Regions from separate parts of the Homo sapiens genome. Here region 2 is linked to region 1. Evidence: chromatin contacts called from ENCODE Hi-C or POLR2A ChIA-PET data. All regions are on one chromosome and are shown on one strand. The core of a region is the stretch at or near the end of the contact, and the rest is flanking DNA. Distances in the headings are between cores, read along the strand shown. Region 1 holds the start of TMEM176B (transmembrane protein 176B). Region 2 holds the start of NOS3 (nitric oxide synthase 3).

Region 1 (5,064 bases), core at 2,565-5,064:
TCCTCATTTGTACAGTGACAGGTTTGGGCTATGATTTGATTCCCTGATAACCTCCAAGACTTCAGAGGATCAAGGGAAAACATGCATTTAACACCTTTGCAGCACTTGGCACACTTGCTATAGTGGTTCATTTATTATTATTTTAATGCTTGTATTTCCCACTTGTCTGTAACACCCTACAGGAGCCATTTCTATTTTGTCTGATGCTTTGTCTTTGGTGACAATACGCAAGCTTGGTGCAGAATAGGTAACACCTATTTCTGGTGGAGAACCTGACTCTTGCCCCTGGCCTGGCCTGGCCATCCCTGCCCCACCTGCTGCTGCCCCTTCCCCTTGGCCACCTACCTTCAGCATGTCCATGAAGGAGGTACATAGGTGTAGCCTTCTGACTTCTTCTGGACTCTGAGTGGGGGCTGGAGTGTTCCAGTCACTCGAGCTGGAGATGCGGCAGGCACTGTTGTAATAAGAGTAGCCATATCGGAAATCTTCATTCCAAAGTTTGAGGGCAGCGATGGCTGTGGAGAAAGCTGCCAGCGTTAGCAGAGTCCTCAGCAGGGCCTGGGGAGGGAGGAGGCAGAGAGAAATCTTTGTGTTTCAGTCTCTCTCAGAGTCCAGTCGGGGGAAAAAAGGGCAAGGCCCAGAGAAGCCTGCAACAGGGCAGGAGATTGGGGTGACCTCCAGCCTGAACCTGGTCCCCTCCCATGCCCTTCCCTGAACTTACCCAGTATGTACCACCCCGTTTCTCGTAAATGAAGGCAGCAGCTCCAGCCAGCACAGCCTGGGGAGAGATTGAGCCAGGAGCAGGCTTAGTACAGGAAATGCAACTCCTCTCCCACGAGAGAGCCTCCATGCAGGCCCTTCCCCAGCACACAGCTTGGGCGGGAGGTTTCATGCTAAGCTTTATTATCCATGGTAAGATAATTGCTGAGAGGGTGGAGCCTGGATCCAACTCCTGAGGCTGCAAAAGGCCCTGCTTTAGTGACACCTAAGAGCTTGTGGTCAAGCCAGGTGTGAGCCCCTCTTCCCTTCTAAACCTTCCTTTTTAAACAACACCAAGTGCTTTATGAAAGTTCTAGGGATGGTGGGATCCTGTGGATAAAAGTCATGGGGTGCTGGAGAAGATCTCAATGAAGGGTGAGTCTATACAGAGTGGGCACTGTTAGGTCTAGAAGCCTGTCCTAACAGTGCCCAATAATCCACTCAGCTGGGCTTGAAGAACAGGAAATCTAGTATGTCCCAGTGGACAGGTGGACCTGAATCCTGTTTGGCTAATTCTGTAATTAAGCTGGGTATTTTGCCACAGGCTGGGTGAAGGTAATTACTCTCGGCTTCTGTCAGTAAATATGAGTGTTTTAGTGCTATTCTGAGAGTGTAGGTACCATGACCAGCCTACCCAGCTCCTGTGCAAACTGCACACACCCATCTGTTGACAACAATTCCTGGGTTTCCATTGTGTACAGGGCCTGTGGAGGACAATGAGAATAACCAGGGGGTGATGCTTCCTGGGGGACCACATACTATCTGGAACGCTCTGCCTTCCCCATCTCAATGCAAGTATCTGGAGATGAGCAGGTCCTTAGATCCTTAGTTGACATTAACTGTTGAAGGCAGGGAGAGGCAGCCAGCCTGGTGGGAACAGCACTGGGAAGGGTATGGGAGAGCAGACAGTGTGAATAGGACATGCCACCACCGCCCTCAGCTGTTTGCTCATCTGAACAGGCAGGGAATGGTCCTAGATAATCAGATCTCTCCGACTGCCAGCATTCTGTGGCGCCATGTTGGAGGAAGGCAATCAGGAGAGCAATGCCCCACCCCTCTCACAGGCAGTCAAGCACTGTCCTGCTCTACTCACCACAGCCCCTGTCCAGATGGCAGCTCCCGAGGTGACGAGGAGGGTGTAGTCGCGGATGTAGAAAAATCCTCCTAGGACTGCACTCAAGATCCCCAGCACGATCTGCATCACCTGAAAGACAAAGGACCCAAGATCCCGGCTCCTAGGTGGACCTGCCACTGCAGGGATTAACCGCTAAAACCCCAAAAAGAGAGGGAGAGGTAGAGAGAGAGAGAAAGAAAGAAGAGAAGAGAAGAGAAGAGAAGAGAAAAGGAGAAGAAAGAGGAGGAGAAGGAGAAAGAAGAAGAGGCAGGAGGAGGAGAAAAGAGAAGGGAAAGGAAGGAGAGGAGAGCCGGCCCATCCTGAGTTTGGCCCAGAGGAAAGGATGGACTCAGGGCTCCACTGATTGGGACTCTGCATGGTCAGTGGCTCCTCCACACCCCTTCAGCCCAGAGCCTCCCCTCCCCAGGCTCTTACTGAGAAGGCCAGAGAATCACATCGCTAAGTAAGAAGACATAACTGGCTCGGTGTCCTGTTCAGAGGGAGGCTGGCAGAGAGTGCTGCTGCGGCTGGAGGTGGGGAGTTCCTCCCGCCGCCCGACGAGGCAGGCCGTCACACTCACCCACGAGGCCACCAGCAGCCGGCTGCTGCCCCTGGCCTGGGTGGCCCGGGGCCGCAGCGCAGAGCAGCAGGTGAGCAGGAGCTTGGCCAGGGCAGACTCCTGGTGGATGTGCACATCGATGTGGGTGTGCTGTGGGGCCTCCGGGGCCATCTCATCACTGTCGGCTGTTCCCATTGTCAGGGACACAGTCTATGAGGAAGGGAGCACCAGAGAGGAACGGCTGTCAGAAGATTTTCGCAGATTTCATTGGAGTTGGGGAGGTCAGGGGCCAGTGGTGGCTCAAAGTCACCCAATGAATGGCTGTCCTGGTCACAGGGCCGCACCCCTGGCCCCTCACGAGGGGAATGTGTGTAGCAGAGGGGGTGCTGACCATGCTGGAACTGCGGCGACTACAGAGCCTGCGGGAACCTCCCCTTTCGCCCAAGATCTGCTCTGTCCCCCTCATCCTCCTCCCAGGGCCCTGGCGTCTGGGTCAAGCAGCGCCCCACACCTCGACCCCTCACCCCCTCCTCCCGGGCTCTTCCTGCGGCCTCCCCTCCACAGTCCGCAGGCTCTGGGACAGGACCGAGTCCTTGGCTGCCTGTGGAGCTCCTGTGCCAGCAGCTGCGCCCCGGCTGCGCTCCGGATACCCCCATCCCCGCCACCGCCGACCTCCCGCTCCACCGACTGCTGCTCACGCCCGACGGGTTCACGCCGCCCCTGCCCCGTGAAGGACCGCGCTGCGGTGCGGAGGTAGGTCAAAAGCCGGGGCCGCACCTGGCTTCCTCTGCAGTCCCCTTCCTGGAGTGTCATCCCTGGGTGGGGGTCCCTCCTACGCTCCTCCAACTGTGCGGAGGCAGCTCGGGGTGCGTGCGGAAGGAGGCCCGGGGGCCGCCGGGAGTGGGGTGCCGCCTCACCTGCGCTCCTCGGGACCTGCGAGCGGGCGGCGGGAGGGCTGGGGCGCTGGCTGGAGAAGTGGGTTGAGAGTTGGAGGGGGAGGCGGGGAGGGGAGGCGGGGGTGGGGCTGAACTTCAGCCCCTCGGGTTCATGACAGGCTGCAGGGCCTGGGGTCCGTCTGGGGTTCTCCTGCTGCGCGAGGGTCACTGGGCTCTGGGGAGCTGGGAGGGTCCGCGGGCGGACGGCCCTGGGAAAGCCCGTGGGGTCGTTCTCGCCTCCAGCCCCGCCCGGCCAGGGCCGGCGTGCAAGTGTGCGCGAGTGGGAGCGCAGGGGGCGCGCGGGGGCTCGGTCTTCTCCCGCCCGGTCCGCTCCTCCGGGCGGAACCCCCTTTGCCGGGCCCCCGGGCCGCAGCTGGTTTCGGGAAACCGCGCAGCCTGGGCGGGGCCGCAGCCCCCACCCGTGCATCTGCCGTCTCCGCCCTCCCGTCGCTCCCCTGCTCGGGGTCAGCTAGTGTCCGCTCTGCTCGGCCGCGGGCTCCCGGAGGACTGCAGGTGAGGCAGGGCCTCCGCGGCCCGGGAGACCCTCTTGCCGCAGGACCCTCTGTCACGAGGAGTCCCCAGGGCCATGCCCCCACCCCGTCCTGTCCACAGGACGTCTTTCTTCCTCCAACCTGGTTTCCAGGAGGACTCACGTAGGAGGGAGGGACAGCTGGGTGCAGGTGTTTCTCCCCAGAAAAACGGCTGGAGAGCGGGAGGAGAGGCCTGGGGCTGGCGCGTCCCGTCCACCTTCTGCCGCCTGCACGCCTGGACCCTGGCTGGAGCCCTACGGTGGGGTGGCTCCTGGGACGGGGCCAGGGAGCGGCGGGGCTGCCGGACGCTTTCCCCAGCCCCGGGGCACGGGAAGAGCTGGACAGAGGAAAGTGTTCGGGGCAGCCGGGAAGAGCCCACCACCTACCAGGCGTCGGGCGGCCCGCAGGGGAATCTCCGTGGTGCCGGCCTGGTTCAGATCCGACTCTTCAGGCGGGGGCGAGGCAGATCTAGGGGTTGGCGTGGGGCGGGGGAAGCGGTGGTCCTGGGGGCCCGGAGGTAGCTGGAACCCGAGGTGCCCTCAGGGCGAGGCCTGGGCCGTCAAGGGAAGGTCTGGCTGGAATCTGGGGCTGGGCTGGAAGCAGTCTGAAGCTCCTTTGTACGTGTGCGGAATTGTCTAACTCCTGTCCTTTCTAACCCCAAGGAGGCCAGGTGGGTGAAAGAGTGAAACTGCTTTGAAAAGTAGGTAGAGTACGAATGGGAGGTGTTATTAGAATTGTTAATAATATTTGATTTAAACTGTGATACTTAGCCAGGATGTCCATTAGAATTGCCTATGCAGGATTTATTTTAGAGCCAGGCAAGCTGATTCTAAAGTGCATGTGAAGAAGTAGTCTAGCAAAAATGGCCATGACAATTCTGAAAGAAAAACCACACGAGGGGATCATGAAACAGCCCAATTAGCATTAAGCTCCATGTTAAAATTGTGGTAATGATGCCTAGCCCATGAGACATGCCAATGGGCAGAATATAAGGACTAGAATAGGCCTACATTCCTAGGGGAACTTCATTTCTGCTCAGGAGAGAATTTTAAATCACTGAGAAAAAGAGGATGTATTTTCCGCAAATGGAACGTATCTTTCAGAAGTTAAACATCTGAATGACAGCAACAGAACTTGGATCCGTGTCTCCCAACGGCGAAGGTTGGT
Region 2 (5,064 bases), core at 1,455-3,954, 190 kb before region 1:
GCAGTGGGAGGGGGCTCTCCAGTGCTGGCCCTCGCCCCGCCCCTATCCCATACACAATGGGACAGGAACAAGCCCGGCTGGGAGGCTCTAAAGCCTCAGCTCCACGCCCGCTGGCCTGAAGGGTGGGGGGCCGGACGCCTGGGTTCCGCTGTGAGGACTGAGGCTGATAAGTGGGAGCCCAGGTGTCCAGCAGAGCCCTGGGGCTGCAGCATGGGGGCTGGGGCATTGGGGAGTGGCAGGGTAGAGCCACCAGGGGGTCATAAAGGTCCTTCTGTGATGTGGCACCAGACGGAAGGGCCTTCGGCCTCACCCCTGTGTGCCTTTCCCTGGAGGGTTGGGCAGAAGGTGAGCACCGTTTCTGTAGCAGGGGATGGCAGCCCACACTCTCAGTGACCACAGGGACCTCTAGGGTCATGCAGGTTCTCTCCTTCACCTCCCCCCATACATACAAGAACTCCTGGATCCCCACCCTTGAGTCCTTTTGGGTTCTTGGGGATAGAGGCCCAGCAAGGATGTAGTGACTTTTTGTCCTTGAGTCTGACATTAGGGTATCCCTTCCCCTCCCAGCCCCAATTTCCTGGAACCCCCACACCCCCATGACTCAAGTGGGGGACACAAAAGAGCAGGAAGCTGCCTTCCAGTGCCTCCACCCCCACCCTGTCATTCAGTGACGCACGCTTCCCGGGGCCGCAGGTCAGCAGAGAGACTAGGGCTGAGGCAGGGTCAGCCGGCCAGGGAAGAGCTTGATGCCCTGGTGGGAGCATGGGGGACTAGGGAAACTACAGTTCCCAGAATGCAGGTGGGGTACACCAGCACTCTCCAGGCACTTCAGGCCAGAGTGCATGCTGGGGTTTGTAGTTCTGTGCCATCTGAGGGGCTGGAGAAAGGCCACTAGCTGGGCATCTGGTCCACAGGGGTCGAAGCCTCGTGATTTCGAGACCTCAGAGACTGAGAGAAAGTTTAAGAAAGAAACGGAAGCTGAGAGACTGGGAGAGGCAGAGACTAGGAGCAGCAGACAGACAGACAAACAAACAAGAGGATTTGTGTTGGCCAGACTCCTCTGAAAAGCAGTGGAGGATAAGGTTGGGGTGGGCCTGGGTGGGGGGCCGGCAGGCGGAAGGAACGGGCTGTGCTCAGAGCTCTGGGGTCACACCAAGAAGGTGGGGTCTGCCAGTTTTGGAGGATGGAGGGTGAAGGGGCCTCATAAGCTGCTCCTGGACACTAGTGTGCCCTGCTGCCCCTGTCTCAGGAGGAGGGAGATGGAAGGGCGGCATTCAGCCTGGGCTTTGTCCCATGACCCCAAGCCTGAGGCCCCACCACACCCCACCACCTCGCCTTCCCAGTGAGGCAGGGGATGGGATCCAGCCCCTACTTTTCAGGCATCTTCTACCATGCTGGAGGAGACAACAGATCCCAAGTCTGGCTTCCATATTAAGCCACCATTTGAAATGTGCATGACCAAGGATGACTCATTTTCCTAGGTCCCAGTTAATGGAGCTGTGACTGGCATCCTCAGGGTCAAGGTGACAGGCAGCATCAGATGCTGACATCCTTCTGTCTTTTTTTTTTTTTTAGACAGAGTCTTGCTCTGTCACCCAGGCTGGAGTGCAGTGGTGTGATCTTGGTTCATTGCAACCTCTGCCTCCCGGAGTGATTCTCATGCCTCAGCCTCCCGAGGACGACAGGCACCCACCACCACGCCTGGCTAATTTTTTTTTTTTTTTGAGACAGAGTCTCGCTTTTGTTGTCCAGGCTGGAATGCAATGGTGCTATCTCAGCTCACTGTAACCTCCGCCTCCTGGGTTCAAGCGATTCTCCTGACCCAGCCTCCTGAGTAGCTGAGATTACAGGTACCCACCACCACGCCCGGCTAATTTTTATAATTTTATTAGAGACAGGGTTTCACCATGTTGACCAGGCTGGTCTCGAACTCCTGACCTCAGGTGATCCACCTGCCTCGACCTCCCAATGGGCTGGGATTCCAGGTGTGAGCCACCATGGATGGCCATTGTCTTCTTGCCTGCACCACTGGCTGTGGCCCGTCCCTGTGGCCACCTGACCCCTCCCAGGCCTTCCAGTCCCATCTGGGCTCCACACTCTGCTAGATTCTTCTGGAAAGCAGGGCTTACCTTACGCTTTGGCACTACCCAAAACCCTCAGCCAAGAACAAAGCCACTCCAGCACATTGGCCTGGCCCTCATTTTCCTTGGTGCACTGCTTGAATCCTCTGTTCTAGACAAATGGGCTTTCTCGTGTCTCCCTAATGGTCCTGTGCTTCCCTGCCCCTGGGCCGCTGCTGTGCTGTTCCCTCCACCTCTCCCTTCCGCCTCTGACAAATGAAAATCTTTTTCTTCCTTGAGGCCCAGCCTGGGCAGCTCTGGAGGTGCACCACCCAGGCCTCCCTCTTAGAGAGCAGGTACCTGCTGCAGAAGGTGCTGGTGGCTGACAGCTTCCAGATGCCAGCCTTCAGTCCAAGGCCATGTGCTTCCCTGGAGTCTTGTGTAGGATATAATAAATTCCTCTTCTAAGGTTTTAGCCTGTAAATTAAGTACAATGAGTTCTGAGATCCTCTCCAAAGATCCAATGCATCAGTATGTTCAGCTTTGTTCTTCATCTTAAAGTTTAACTTTCATGTTCTCTTCGTCTCCTTGCCCCTAGTTTCAGTAAACAACCCCCTCCTAGCTTCTATCACCTGCTCCGAACTGAGTCACCACTGGTCACCTGCTCTGACCTGAGTCATCCTGAGTCACCTGTTCTGTGACCGTCCTTCCTGCCAAACTACTTACCCTGCCAATCCGGCTCTTACCCCTGCTCTCTTTAAAATAGCCAGTAACAATTAGCTCAGACGGTGTGGTCCAACCCTAGCCAATAGGGGAACAACACAGCTGTAGGGGCTACCTGCCTTAGGGATAAAAACCCCTTCCCTTCCCTTGTTCAGGTGTGCTCTTGCCATTGCTCCATCTGTGAGATGCACCCTTCTATAGAAGTAAAATTGCCTTGCTGGGAACATTTATATCTGAGTGCTATTTCTTTTGTGGCACCGAAAATTTATTTCTAACACTTAGACAGTAACTGAGCCCCGGGGCGTCTGTGGGCGTAACATCCCCCGCTGGGCTGATGTGAGGCCCTTCTTCTTCTTCCCTCCTCTGCAGGTGTGAGCCTGGCATTGTGGGCCTGATCCTTCCCCTGCCCAACTCACTCCTGCTCCCGGTCCCTGTTATCTTTCTCAGGCATTGCCCGCAGTATTCCTCTTATGCTTCCAACTCCTGGGACTCTGCTTCCTGAAGGACCCAACCAACACAGTCGCAGGATGACTCCTCTGTGAGGTCTTCCTTACGTCCCCTTCTCCATGATCTCTGGGTGGCTGTCACCCTGTCCCCAAGGCCCCGGGGACAGCTCTTTCTCTGGGCCCTCCTGGTCGTGGTTTTTGGGCAGCTTGCTCTGTAAGTGTGGGTTCTCACTTAAATGAACCTGTGTGCTCTGAACCTGTGTGCTCTGGAAGACACAGGTCAGTTCCTCTCTGTGGGGATCCTCTGCTGGGTTGAGCTCCTGCACTGAGTGGGATTGCTTCATACATTGGCTTGTTTTGTTGCAAATGTGTGCAGCCGCCTGGGGACTGGAAGCTGTGCTCTGGAGGCAATGGAGAGGGTCCACTGAGAAGGGAATTGGCTGAGGCTAGATGGGTCTGTGTGGGCAGAAAGAAGTCAGTCTAGGTGAAGGGGAGGAGTGCAAGAAGGAGCACTCTGTGGCCACAGGGAGGATGGGTTACAGTTCAGTACAGCCAGCACTGAAGGCTGAGGGTCACAGGGAGGATGGGGTCCAGTTCAGTACAGTCAGCGCTGAAAGCTGAGGGTCAGAGTAGGCCTGGATTGGGTTTGAATTGGGGCAGAGGATGCCATGGCAGGGTCTTAAGAAAAGGAGGAAAAAAAAAAGTTAAACAGACAGAAAAAGTCAGAGATGAATGCTCTCTGGACAGGGGATTCCCTGCTTCCCCTTTCTTGGGCCGTGGCCAGTGTTGTCCGGAGTGTCCTGCCTTCCATCAGGGTGCTCTGATGAGAACAGTTGATTCCCCCGCCTGTCGGAGGAGGCCTGCCGTCCCCAGGGCTCTGCCTGGTGCTGGCCTGCTCTATGCCTGCAGCCCTGCCAAGAATGATGCCCATGCATCTTAGTGGCTGACTGCTCATATTGGTAACCATGTTTTAAAGAGGACTTTCCGAAAAAACAGTTTTCAAGGTTGGAGATTTGGTGTTCGGCTGAAAGAATTTCCATCTTCAATCATGAGATCTGAAGCTGAATGGGCTTTGGAGATGATCTGGTTGGGAACTGAGCCCCCTTGTCCCTGACAGTGGCTGTGTTTCCGCCTCGGGGAGGGCTGGCCCAGACCCCAGGGGTAAGGTGACAGCCTTCTGTGGGTGAGTAGGGATCCCTCCCTGGGGAGGGCTGTGCCCTGTGCCCCCTGCCCCCTCCATAATGCCAAAGAGGCGGCAAATCTTGCCCCTGCCTTCCCTCTCAGACCAGAGTGCTCTGCAGGGCTGGGCGGGGGACGCCTTGACCTTGGAGGGCTGTGCTGGGAAGGGAAGGCCTTGGGCCTGGGGTGTGTGCATGGGGGCCTGGGTGGTGAGGGCAGGGGTGACTGAGCGGAAGTCCCTGACTCTTTATAGCCCAGCCCGGGGCTGTTCAGTGTGAGCTGGAAGTACCCCACCCTTGCACTATGAGCAGCTTCCTTCCTGCCTGCTGGCAAGGACGGGTGGGGAGCGGGGAAAGGAGGGAAGGGAGGCGGGAGCAGCGGGAGAGGGGCGGGGAGCAGCTGCCGCCAGGCCTCCCCCTCCCGAGGATGTAACTCATGCTGAGTGCTGGGGGGCGGAGAGATTTGCTCAGCTTCCAGATTGCAGAATTGGTGCTGAGCCTTTGGTGAGGGCGTTGGGGCGGCTTCTGGGATGCTGAGGGTTCCGGGCTGTGGACGCGGTTGCCGGTCTGAAGGGGCTCCTGTGTTGATCCTGGGCGCCCCCTGGTAGCCCCAGCCCTTCTTGAGACAGCCACATGAGGGCAGCAGAGAGCCGAGGA

What was found. A loop is a pair of places that touch in the nucleus more often than their neighbours do. ChIA-PET counts read pairs that join two places held with the same protein, here RNA polymerase II (POLR2A). Pooled maps may share reads with other maps.
Region 2: a loop to region 1 is called in a map of heart right ventricle, with 2.7 times the contacts of the local background. The contact joins the promoter of NOS3 here to the promoter of TMEM176B in region 1. A Hi-C loop is called at or near these places in 30 of 168 maps with a recorded cell type or tissue (CD14-positive monocyte, CD8-positive, alpha-beta T cell, Calu3 and 17 more), 1 of 37 single-sample maps with no recorded cell type and 4 of 50 pooled maps. POLR2A ChIA-PET finds 5 or more read pairs at or near these places in 3 of 52 experiments (Caco-2, SK-N-SH and activated CD4-positive, alpha-beta T cell).

What each region holds. Positions count from the first base shown.
Region 1 is chr7:150,799,114-150,804,177 of GRCh38, reverse strand. TMEM176B (transmembrane protein 176B) reads left to right here and starts at 3,814. Exons shown (of 7, transcript NM_001101312.2): 1 at 3,814-3,880. TMEM176A (transmembrane protein 176A) reads right to left here and starts at 3,409. Exons shown (of 7, transcript NM_018487.3): 1 at 3,350-3,409; 2 at 2,454-2,642; 3 at 1,853-1,963; 4 at 722-778; 5 at 346-558. The coding sequence starts at 2,627. RefSeq lists enhancers at 2,718-3,417, 3,418-4,117, 4,118-4,817.
Region 2 is chr7:150,988,657-150,993,720 of GRCh38, reverse strand. NOS3 (nitric oxide synthase 3) reads right to left here and starts at 2,704. Exons shown (of 27, transcript NM_000603.5): 1 at 2,421-2,704. RefSeq lists cis regulatory regions at 7-13, 44-50, 449-455, 1,462-1,482, enhancers at 1-62, 4,623-4,782, promoters at 1-139, 1-975, 1-1,542, 2,484-3,352 and a silencer at 715-745.